4 separate regions of the Homo sapiens genome follow, and all the other regions are linked to region 1. A link is a contact called in ENCODE Hi-C or POLR2A ChIA-PET data. All regions are on one chromosome and are shown on one strand. The core of a region is the stretch at or near the end of the contact, and the rest is flanking DNA. Distances in the headings are between cores, read along the strand shown. Region 1 overlaps LINC00598 (long intergenic non-protein coding RNA 598). Region 2 has its middle 38 kb from the start of LINC00598. Region 3 holds the start of LINC00548 (long intergenic non-protein coding RNA 548). Region 4 overlaps FOXO1 (forkhead box O1).

The links. Hi-C counts contacts between places; a loop is a spot of excess contacts on that map. ChIA-PET counts read pairs that join two places held with the same protein, here RNA polymerase II (POLR2A). Pooled maps may share reads with other maps.
Region 2: a loop to region 1 is called in a map of GM12878, with 2.5 times the contacts of the local background. The contact joins two enhancer-like sites. A Hi-C loop is called at or near these places in 1 of 168 maps with a recorded cell type or tissue (GM12878), 6 of 37 single-sample maps with no recorded cell type and 11 of 50 pooled maps. POLR2A ChIA-PET finds 5 or more read pairs at or near these places in 4 of 52 experiments (T-cell, activated CD8-positive, alpha-beta T cell and activated naive CD4-positive, alpha-beta T cell).
Region 3: a loop to region 1 is called in a map of natural killer cell, with 10 times the contacts of the local background. The contact joins the promoter of LINC00548 here to the enhancer-like site in region 1. A Hi-C loop is called at or near these places in 3 of 168 maps with a recorded cell type or tissue (CD4-positive, alpha-beta T cell, naive thymus-derived CD4-positive, alpha-beta T cell and natural killer cell) and 9 of 50 pooled maps. POLR2A ChIA-PET finds 5 or more read pairs at or near these places in 6 of 52 experiments (CD4-positive, alpha-beta memory T cell, CD8-positive, alpha-beta memory T cell, WTC11 and 3 more).
Region 4: a loop to region 1 is called in a map of natural killer cell, with 11 times the contacts of the local background. The contact joins two enhancer-like sites. A Hi-C loop is called at or near these places in 4 of 168 maps with a recorded cell type or tissue (CD4-positive, alpha-beta T cell, naive thymus-derived CD4-positive, alpha-beta T cell and natural killer cell), 2 of 37 single-sample maps with no recorded cell type and 8 of 50 pooled maps. POLR2A ChIA-PET finds 5 or more read pairs at or near these places in 3 of 52 experiments (activated CD4-positive, alpha-beta memory T cell, activated CD8-positive, alpha-beta T cell and naive thymus-derived CD4-positive, alpha-beta T cell).

The regions. Positions count from the first base shown.
Region 1 is chr13:40,387,387-40,390,086 of GRCh38, reverse strand. The region is part of intron 6 of LINC00598 (long intergenic non-protein coding RNA 598); the gene reads left to right. Among named protein-coding and RNA genes, the nearest start is that of LINC00598, 92 kb to the left of the region's middle. RefSeq lists enhancers at 882-961, 1,402-1,541. Within about 2 kb of position 1,251, at least 9 of the 41 ENCODE cell types and tissues checked have a DNase peak (open chromatin) inside an H3K27ac peak, as active enhancers do; they include CD4-positive, alpha-beta T cell, GM12878 and natural killer cell, where a contact is called at or near this core.
Region 2 is chr13:40,517,308-40,520,007 of GRCh38, reverse strand. No RefSeq gene overlaps it. Among named protein-coding and RNA genes, the nearest start is that of LINC00598, 38 kb to the right of the region's middle. RefSeq lists enhancers at 1,683-1,752, 1,873-2,022, 828-2,027 and a silencer at 2,233-2,432. Within about 2 kb of position 1,292, at least 2 of the 41 ENCODE cell types and tissues checked have a DNase peak (open chromatin) inside an H3K27ac peak, as active enhancers do; they include GM12878, where a contact is called at or near this core.
Region 3 is chr13:40,219,052-40,221,751 of GRCh38, reverse strand. It overlaps LINC00548 (long intergenic non-protein coding RNA 548), which reads left to right and starts at 1,250. Exons shown (of 6, transcript NR_033877.1): 1 at 1,250-1,315.
Region 4 is chr13:40,612,087-40,614,786 of GRCh38, reverse strand. All of the region lies in intron 1 of FOXO1 (forkhead box O1), which reads left to right. Among named protein-coding and RNA genes, the nearest start is that of FOXO1, 53 kb to the left of the region's middle. RefSeq lists an enhancer at 1,442-1,491. Within about 2 kb of position 1,411, at least 26 of the 41 ENCODE cell types and tissues checked have a DNase peak (open chromatin) inside an H3K27ac peak, as active enhancers do; they include CD4-positive, alpha-beta T cell and natural killer cell, where a contact is called at or near this core.

The DNA.
Region 1 (2,700 bases), core at 2-2,501:
AGCAAGGTTTTCCCTGTAAAAGTGGACATTTGAAAATGACTGGACTACCTGTTTTTTGAGATACCTTCCAGCTCAAAACTCTGGACTATTCTTTGCATCCTTGTTTCTGGCTTTCCCCAGAGGTACCACAGAGAGGGGCTCCGACCTTTTCTCTCTGGCCTAAAATTCCAAGGTGGAGCCCTACCAACCTGTCATCAAACTGGCAGGTAGCTTGGGCTCCATGCATGGGCACTGGACCTTGCCAGTTTGAACCACCCAGGCTGGTGATCCTTAGAAACTTTGCTGCAAATTCTGCAATTCAGCCGACAATCAGGCTAAGGATGCAGGAACTGGCACCGGCTGTCCTCACTCCCCTGCTGGGAAGACCTGATACTCACAAATTCCTCCATCTACTTGAAAGCTGCTTTTCTGTGCAGCCTGGGATTTTTCAACAGAAAGTGTTAAAGTTGGGGGTGGCAGGGAAGAGGGTGTTGCACACACATGAACCTGTCTGTCACAGCCACGCACTGGTGAGAGCTGAGATGTGACAGTTTATTTGCAAACCTGGTGAGTGGTGCTGGCAACATCTCGTTCCTTCTCCAAGTGTCTGACCGGCAGGGCTTCCTTAAATGTGCTGCCGGCTGCCTCCCTGCAGGAACTGGGAGCTGCTGGAGGAGCCTGCCATTCTTTCACCAACTCTTACCTATACTTCATGACAGAAAGAGGCACCATTGTAGGTCAGGATAGAAACAGAAAGCACTTCAGTGCTGCCATCATAATGCTGACAGAGACGGTTCTCATCAAGCACGTCACACACCTCACAGCCATTCTCTGCTCCTCACAGGGGGCCTCTGAAGGGAATCTGTTTCCACTCCACAGATGAGAAAATTGACCCTTGGAACGACTCTGTAAACTGTTTAAGATCCCACAGCTTCTAGGCGATACGGCCAGGCTCCTACCCACATGTGTCTGGGCTGAAGAACATCTTCATGGCCGTTGGCTACCTTGCCTCTGAAGCTGAGGCTGCTGGCTGACTGTATCATCTGAGGGTTGATTTCTGGCCATTTATTTCAGGTCTCCTTGATCTTGTGTGAAGACTCCTAGGGTTATGAGTGGGCTAGCAGCCCAGGCTCCACAGGCTTCTTGCTCCCTGTCACATCCTGTCATCTAGCCTGGTGACTGGCACAGAGGAGGTCCTTAGCCACCCTGCTGAATGAACACACCGGACGTCTAGGCTCCCCTCACATATCTGTGCAGCGCCAATAACCACATCCTGTTGTAAACTCTGCCGCCTCGCTCAGACAGAGCAGCTTCTAGAGTGTCAAGGAGGAGGACGGTGGCCATGGGCCACGATGGCATGTGCGTGACTGCAGCAGAGAGGACGGGGCACACAGAGGACAGTGGCTGGAGGAGTCGGGTGCATGTCAGGTCATGTTTCACAAATGCAGTGGTCCTGCATTGCCTGCCCCTGCTCCTCTCGCACTCAGGGCTGGGAGGAGGGTGAAGCAAATGAGGCACTGGCTCCAGGCACAAAATATAAGGGGGCTTCTCCATTCTCAAGATGGACACTGTGCTGGGCCATAGCAGAGCCTGAGGCAAAAGGGAGAATCACTGATCCTATCATTATCTAAAATATTGATGTTTAATCATGATTTTTTTGTATTAAATATGATCTTTAAAAATATTGCATTAAAATATTATTCATCTTGATTACTGAGCTTTTTGCTGCCCTTAATTTTTTTTTTCTTTTTTTGAGGCAGAGTCTCATTCTGTCACCCATGCTGGAGTGCAGTGGCATGATCTTGGCTCACTGCAACCTCCGCCTCCAGGGTTCAAGCAATTCTCCTGCCTCAGCCTTCCTAGTAGCTAGGTTTACAGGCATGTGCCACCATGCCCAGCTAATTTTTTGTATTTTTAGTAGAGACAGGGTTTCGCCATGTTGGCCAGGCTGGTCTTGAACCCCTGACCTCAGGTAATCCGCCCACCTCGGCCTCCCAAAGTGTTGGGATTACAAGCGTGAGCCATGGCGCCCAGCCTGCCCCTTAATTTTGTACCCACGGCAAATGTCTGCTCTGCCTGACCTCATGTCTCTCTGCCCCTGCCTCCCTCCTCCAGCCAGAATGTCCACTGCCCTTGTGTTTGAAGCCTGCCAGCTACCTGTTAGCCTCAGGGCCTTTGCACAAGCCACACTCGTTTCCTGGCCCTCTCTTTCTCATATTTATGTGGCCCCTTCTCAAATCTCCTTTAAGTCTTGGTTGGTTGGCTGCTTTTTTTTCTGTCCTCTGTAGTGTAAATACCATGATATAGTTTGGCTCTGTGTCCCCACCCAAATCTCATCTCGAATTGTTATCCCCATGTGTTGAGGAAGGGAGATGACTAGATCATGGAGGCGGTTTCCTCTTGCTGTTCTCCTGATAGTTACTGAGTTCTTATGAGATCTGATGGTTTTATAAGAGGCTCTTCCCCCTGGGCTCACACTCGCACCTGCTGCTTTGTGAAGAAGGTGCATGCTTCCCCTTCCACCATGATTGTAAGTTTCCTGAGGCCTCCCCAGTCATATGGAACTGAGTCAATTAAACCTCCTTTGTTTATAAATCACCCAGTCTCGGGTAGTGTCTTTATAGCAACATGAAAACAGACTAATACATAACAGGGAGGCAGGTGTTTGCATCTGTGATGTACATTGTCCTGGCCGGGTATGTGGTAGATCCTCAGCAAATA
Region 2 (2,700 bases), core at 43-2,542, 130 kb before region 1:
AAAAACCCACATTTTTTCATGTCTGGTTTTAAAACTTTTATTTTACTGGATGGAAGCTAAGAAAATGGGTTGTCTAGCCTAATTTTGAACTTCTGGCAGTATAACTGTCCCAGATTAGGGAAGAGGCACAGCCCAGCCTGCAAAAATGCCCGGCTGGACCTCATGTGATCACACCCATTCGCCACGGCAGGCAGTGTCACCTCCTCTGGGTCTCATGGTGAATAACCGCAGCACGGCTGAGAAGGGTGAGCTGACAGAACAGGTAGGCCTTGGTTCAAACCTGGAGCCCACCTTTCTTTAGCCTCTGTGATCTTACACTTCATGTGAGCTCTCTCAATCTCATTTATAAACTGGGACTTGTTTGAGGGTTAGAAGTGATGCAGAGAAGGTATCTAGTGCATAGTTGATATCCAACACAATGGTAGTCATTATTGATAAAAAGCTGTTTGTTCTCCTCTCCTGGGAAATAGTCCTGCTTTGTCTCCAGGTTGTAGAAGTTTTCCCTGGGAGTTTATCTTGGTCCGGGAGGAACAAGTCCCTATCTCTAGATTTCATTCATGGGGTCCCATGTCACCCTGAACCTTCTACCTTTTAATGCTTGTCTGCAAGTTTATTTATAGTCCATCTTTTGGACTTGGGCTAAGAATTTGTAATATATGTAAAACACGAGGATTTGAGAGGAAGCCTAAAATGTCTCTAAGAAATCTTTTCATTGTTGGGCAGCTCTGGTATTTTTTATTCCTTTGTGATTTGGTGCCCTGAAGCAAACATGGCTAATCAAATAAGAGTCACCTACAGATCCTGATTCCTTGGCCAGGCCTCCATCCCCTAAAATGGGGAAATTGCTCCCTGGTGCTAAGTGGAGGCAAATTAATAATAATAAATTGCATTAATACTTTTCAATAGCATTTTAATTAAACTTTTTTAGTAACAGTATGAAAATCTGCCTTATTCTTTTATATACTATTTTATTAATCTACTCCATGAGCACTTTTTCAGTTTTCAAATGTATGTATTTATCATTTCATTTGATTTATTCTAACAACATGCCTGTGAACTAGAGAGGTGGAAACAGAGAAGGCCAAGGTGAAGGACTTCATTCCAAACATAGGATCTCACTTCCACCCAGAGTGCTGTCCCTTAATTAGACCCAGGTTTTTCTGTGGGCAGATTACAATCTACCCATTGATCTTAAAGTCACGCCAGGTTAATTTCCCAGTTGACAACTGCCACCTGCTCCCTCCCTATGGGAATTTCCCAAGGGGAACGTGGCCAGCCCTGACTCAGCCAGCCCACACCTCGCCTAGACTTCCAGCAGCCACCCTTCACCCACCTTGATCACACTTGAAGGAAATCAAAAGTAACACCTTCTTGGGAAAGGGCTGGGGCCTCTCTCCGGAGATGGTGCTGCCTCCCACTCAGCAGCTGCTGTCTTGTCCATTTAGACTCACAGATGGGGTTGAGTCTCAGAAGCCTCTATGTGGATCAGAACTGGGGTGGGGGAATCTGAGGGAAGAGGCTCATTTCCTGGTGCTCTGTGGGAGTGACAGACTTTGAGTCTTGCAACAATCCTTCACTTCTTTGTTTGAGGATAGCAACAAAGAAAGAAGACAGCACTTGTTCTTCTTCCATGGAGTCCACAATAGGTTTCCGAAGGCAGACATTTTAGCAGATACCCTTTCGTTGTCTAGCAATGCTTCCTTGTCATTACCAGTTTGAGCTGGATATTCATAAGAGCTACCATTTACTGAGCAGAAGCCATGCGCCGGGCACCATGCTGAACGAGACAGTCTGAGCCCCAGGGAATACAGTTGTGAATAAAGCTTTCCTGAAGCTTACAATTTACTGGGTTATGGCTACTGAACAACTGCTTAAGTTGAATGATTAGAAGGGGATGCAGGGTTTAGAAGGGGAAGTCCAGGGTGCTTCAGGAGTCTATAGCTGACATTATTTGATTTAATCCTGACAGTAGCTCTGGGAAGTAGTATCACTATTTCTCATTTTTCAGACAAGACAACCGAGGCTGAGAAGTTTAAGTACATTTCTCATTGAAAGGAAAGTGCTGGGATTTGACTTGGTGAGCTTCTACTCTGTACTCAATGCTCATACACAGAAACAAAACTACTCACCAATGTTGGAACTGTACCTCTTCTGTAAGTTTAAATTTGGACAGATCATTGTTCGATTAGAAGATCAAAGGTTCTTACCTCTATGGAGAGGCTTCAGGGGGTTGTGAAACCCCTGAAACTGTATGCAAATTTCAGTGAGTATCTGCATGTGTCTCCTGGGGAGAAAGTCCCTAGGTCACACCATGTTCTTTGAGGATCAATGACACCAAAATGTTAATAACCACTGCATTGGCTCATGTATTCATGACTGCAGCTGACTTTGTTCTCAGCCCACTCAGCAGGCAGCTGAACAAGCCCAGTGCAAAAAGAGGTTAGTGGGTGTTTGTTGGTCCCCACATTTTTACAAGTTGTCGATGGTGATGGCTGAGGGTCTGTTCACCTCTCAGCCTTGCTCCTTCCCCTCACCTGCCAAGCCGTCTGGTTGGGATAGGTAGGACAGGTGGTGTGGGTCTCTTGTGGGGCACCAAGAGCCTTCTCCCAATATACCTCTCTGAAGGGTCCAGTTGTGCCATAGAAGCCAGTATTTCAGATTTTTAGACATTATATTAGTTTCCTGGGCTGCTGTAACAAA
Region 3 (2,700 bases), core at 1-2,500, 170 kb after region 1:
TACAAATGAAACAACTGTGGCTTCCAAAGGACAGGCAGAGGCTCCCCACTACCCCTCGATGTTTTTAATTTAAATTAAGCCTCGGTTGGAGAAAACAAAAGGCTGTCCAGTTTGGGGCCCCACAGTGGTCTGGTAGGATGGCCCGTAGCACCTCTAATGTCACAACCCAGGCTGTGAAATGTTCTGAATCACATGACCTTAGACTTTTGGTTCAGGCTAATTAAGCCTCTTCCGACCGTACAGAATGTTCTGGTTTGCAGCAGTTGTTGTGCAATCATTTAAACTGTACACCTTTGTTCCAGAGAGCTAGTTTGATTCTCTCTGCTTCTCTTTTGTTTTTCTGTGGAGAATCCAGGCCCAGGTGGGCTGTTTCCTTTTAAATAAATAAGAATGTAATCTACTTGGTGCTCTCATGAGATGTCTGGGCTTGTGGCCATCAAGGAGGCTATTTTCAGAGGTGGGCAGTGGGATAGAACCAGTTAGTACTTCCACCCTGCAAATCTCCTCTCTGCCTAATGGCCTCTTTCTTCCCTCCTGGGGAGGGCTTACCTACACGCACTCTGTATTTGAAAAGGGACAGTGGTGGGAAAGGTCACTGGGAGTCAGTGGGAGAAAAGTTGTTGCAAATGAATCTCTGTCCACAGAGTTAGTGTGGGAGGGAGAGGAGCAGGTCATAGTTTAAAATTTATTTTATCAGATGTTCCATAAGCATGAACTGGGCTTAATGATCGGACTATGTGACTTGGGTATTATGGTGTTATCATTAAATTACTAGTGAATCCTTACTAGGGGTGAATAAGGAAGAATTCTCACCATCTGTGGAAGTGAGACGATCGCTTGAGGCCAGGAGCTCGAGACCAGCTTGGACGGCATAGCAAGACCCCATCTCTACAAAAAAATAAAAACAGTTAGCTGGGTGCTGCAGCGAGTTATGATTGCACCACTGCATTCCAGTCTGTGAAACAGAGTGAGACACTGACTCCAAAAATAAAGAATTCTCAGAATTTGAGTCTGTGGTGTCTACACATTTCCCACTGTTTCAGCGTCAGCTTGGACTAACGTTTTTACAACCCCCAGTTCTGCAATGGCGTTAGAGGTTTTCTCAATTTCAGATTGCTTTACCTACTGTATATCTAAAGTGATAAAGATCTTGGAAAAGAAAGTAGTGCTTTCACTTTGGGGCAAGTTGCTTAGCTCATCTATGCCTTAGTTTCTTCATCTATAAAGTGGGGATAATAGCACCAAACATAAACAGTTGCTGTGGGGATTGAATGACTAGTGCATGTGAAGCTGCCAGTGTGGTGCCTGCCTCGGGGTGAGTGCTCTGCGAAAGTCAGCTACTCTTGTTATTGACAAATGCTCATGAGGTACAACCACGTGTCAGGTAAAGGCTAGGTGACTGAGTACGAAGATAACTAAGACAGAGTATCCTGCCCAAGGGATTGTTTGCAGCTTGTTTGGGGGAAAGATATGTGAATAAATACGATTAAGAATCACGGGTGCTGTGAAAATTCTGAGTAGGGTAGAGTGAGGGGCCCACTGTGCCTGGGAAGGGTTTGAGGGTGGTCAAGAAGGGCTTCTAGATCAGACAACTCTGGAGCTAAGGCTTGAAGTATGAGTAGGCGTTTACCAGGCAGATGGGTGGGAAGGCCGTTCCAGCGGGGACAGGAAAGCACCCCTTTCCCCCTGCTTGCTTGAGCACCCATCACAGAGGGCCTGGCAGTGAGGCCTGGTGGCACAACCTGGAGCATTGCCTGCACGCCCCTAAACAGACTATTTACTCGCCCTTGCTGCCGCCTCATTTTGGTTTGCCGAGGGTGGGGGAATATGACCATGTACAGGGCGTAATTGGAGACGAGAACAGCCCTCCAAGATAACTCCGTGTTGGTGATCACAGGGCTTACAGGGAATATGGGGGAGGCCCTGCACCCCAGCTCAGCTTCTTCAGGGGCCTTTCTCAATAGGGACTTTGACTTTCTGCAAAGTGATTGACTTCGGCCATGTCCAGCCCTTGCTTGTAGGGTGCGCAGGTGTAAGGAGGTGTGAGAAGTGTAGGGAGAAGGTAACTCTGAGAAAGTAGGCTCCTTGCACAGACACATAAGAAGGCTCTTTTGCACTTGCTCAATAGTAACTAATTCTTTTATTTCTCTGGCCTAAAAATAAGGCCCTTCACAAATTATTCTGAATCTAACTCTCAAGACATTACCTTCTTTTGCCATTCGCTGTATTCAAATGGTACCACTTGCCATTCCATTAATATTGATGTATTTCTATCTTCATAAACTTGCTTGTATGAGTCTCCACTCCTGGAATGCAATACCCTGCTACTCAGTGCTCAGTTTGAATGTTACCTTCACTTACGTAGAGGCAGAGGGAATGAAATGTTAGAAGTTACAGGGACCTCGGGATCTTCCACTTCTGCCTCCTTACTTCGGGGAAACCAAAGCCTAGGGAGGTGACAGGGTTTATGTTAGACCAACATTAAAACCAGGGCTGAGAAAAAAATCTCCTTGTTCTTAATTCACTATTCTTTCCATGTGGCAATGCCCTTCATTCACTTTCAATAACTTCCCTTAAAACACTTTTTACATTCCATTTTGTTTTACAATTTCTTTTAATTGTATTTATAGCTCTGAGGGCAGAGACCATGTCTGAATCATTTTAGTGTATCCCACAATATTTAACACAGGCTTACACATG
Region 4 (2,700 bases), core at 162-2,661, 220 kb before region 1:
TCTCTGTGCTCTGTAGTTCTGTGGATTAGCACTTGGCTTTCATTGTTTTCTTTTAGCCCTGACTTTCTGGTTCACATTTGTTTAAATAGTCTAAGTGTTTCAGAGGCCGAGGGGTTGGAAGGCTGGCCACCAGATAAGGGGAGCATCACTATCCTTGTGCTTTCTTCTCTGCAGGGCCAAGAGATCTTCCACTGTGCACTGTGAGAAAGTTGCTGGCGTTGTTCTCAGTAACAAAATCTTCTACGTGAAGATTTGCTGTCCCCTCAGTTCCTTAGTTTTCCTCTTTACAAAATGAAACGTCATTGACCATGTTTTCAGGCTGCTTGCAACTCCAGTGACCTTGAGTCCTGTAGGTCCCTCTTGCTAAGTAGAATGTTCAGATGAATTAAATATGGTGCCATTGTGTTGCAGAATCACACTTTGAAAAGAGGTCCTATTCCCTGCAGTGCTCTTGACTTTCTGAAGAGGACTGAGCTCATGGTCAGCATGTTTCCTGGTGGTTAAACATATCTAGCTTTAAAATTTCCAGCTGCTAGAGGAGACGAAGACGATGAGAAGCAAGCACACAGCAAACTGTTTGGCTTTTAGATGCATCCTGGCCTGGCCGGGTGGACTTGCACAGAACTGCTGGTGCCAGGTTAGTTCCCTGGGACTTTTCCAACATTTGTCTCTGTATTGAGTTTTGTCCTTATTCCTGAAATAGAGTAGCCACTGAAATCAGGAACCAGAACTTCTGGAAAATACCTTTGGAAACCACTGTGTTGCATGGTAGAAGAAAGGCAACTGCCAGTAGTTAAAATACCGGGTTGAGTGCTAGTTTTTTCACCCTTTATTTTTTCTTTTTAAGGAGAGGTCTGATTTACTTTCTTCTGTCTGTTAAAGCTCTTCACAGGTTCTTAGAAAAACAAGCCATTTAATGGTACCAGCCGTGAGGATCCAACTTCAGTTCCATGAAAGCTGCCTGGTAGTTCTGGTCACAGGGTCCTGATGGGAGACCGTGTAACTGCTGCTAGGCAGTCAGCTGGAGGGCTCTGGTGTGGCTCACGCTTGTGTTTGTTCAAGTGACCTGAATGTGCTTCCTCTTTGGGGACCTGTTTCAAATGCACATGCTGACGCCGTAATCATCCACTAAACCAAGTGAGAGTCAGGAAATTCAAATTCGTAGTGCCTGTGACTTGGCCACACTCCCTGTACACATAAAACAAGGTCTTAAATCAGAGAAACTACCATCTAGATTAACACTCAAACTGCAGATGGGGACCGGAGCTGCTCTTGGTGTGGGAACTGCAACTTTGAAGTTCCAGACTTTGATGTGATTAACATTTCAGACTTAAAGTCCTTTCTGTGTGGTAACTTTTTTTTTTTTAAACACCAAACTGAAAATAAAAATTGATTAGATTAGGGGTGTCGGAGAAGCAGATTGTAAAGGGAGGAGCCCTCTTGCAAACCACATGTAACTATGTCACATCCTTATGTGCCTCAGGAAGAGAGAGATGACAGACTAGTGACCTTTCACCATATCTCTTTTACTTATAGCTGTTCTTACAGAGACCCTGCCCTCCAACACACACACCACCTCCAAAAAGAGGACACTTTTGACTTTGCTATCTCTTATTGACCAAGTGATAATCCTGATGGAGAGATGGGGTTTACAGGCATGAGGTGTTCTTTTTTACCCAGATTTCAAGGTTCAAATACTGGAGATCATCTTACAGCCTTCTTCAAATTGTGGCTGATTAAAGTTTAATTCTTCACCTCTGTCTTGCTGGTGAAAGGAATACGAGGGCAGGGAAAGTGGAGTTTGTGGGTCATTCCTCTTTTAAAACGTTGCCATTAAAATTGTAGATAAACCGATACACAGTAGTCCTCCTTTATAGGAGGGAGATAGTTCCAGGACCCACAGTGAGTGCCTGAAACTGGATAGTATCAGACCCTGTGTATACTACGTTTTTCCCTATACCTACATACCTATGATAGTTATACATTAGGCAGAGTAAGAGATTAACAACAATAACTAATAATAAAACAGACCAATAATAACAGTATAATGTAATAAAAGATAGATGAATGTGGTTTCTCTCTCTCTCAAAATATCTTACTGTGTTGTACTGCAGGTAACTCAAAAAGGTGGAAAGTGAAAGCTCAGGGAAGGACTACTGTACATGGAATTGACATCAAGCAAACAAGAAATGTTGTGCCTGGGATGATAAAATTTCTTGGCCACTGAAATTGTTGGGCCAGCCTTCTTTTTGAAAGAAATCTCCTTAGGCATGCTTGCGAACGCACGTGTGTGTATACGTACATATGTGTAACACACACACAAGTCTCTTCTGTTTTCTTAGGTTAAAAACCTGAGGTGTCATCCTGATAATTTCATGGAGACCCTGTAACATTTTTGCCATCATACATGGCACTTTATCTTCGTAGCTGTGTCTGTGATATACTGTCTGCCTGCTGTGCTCTGTCCATTTGAGCTTTCTAGAACCCTGTAGGAGAGGTGGGGAAGCCTGGATTTTGTTGGGGAGATCCAAGGTCTCTATGGCATGACAGCTGATAAATGGAAGATGGATAACTGTAACCCTTGAGTCATTGTGTTTTCTGCTGGCCCTTTCAGTCTACTGACCTTGTTTTCAGTAGGCCTGTAAAAAGGCAGGGCAAAACCTAGCCCTCTAGTAGAGTTTTTATTTTTATTTTTATTTG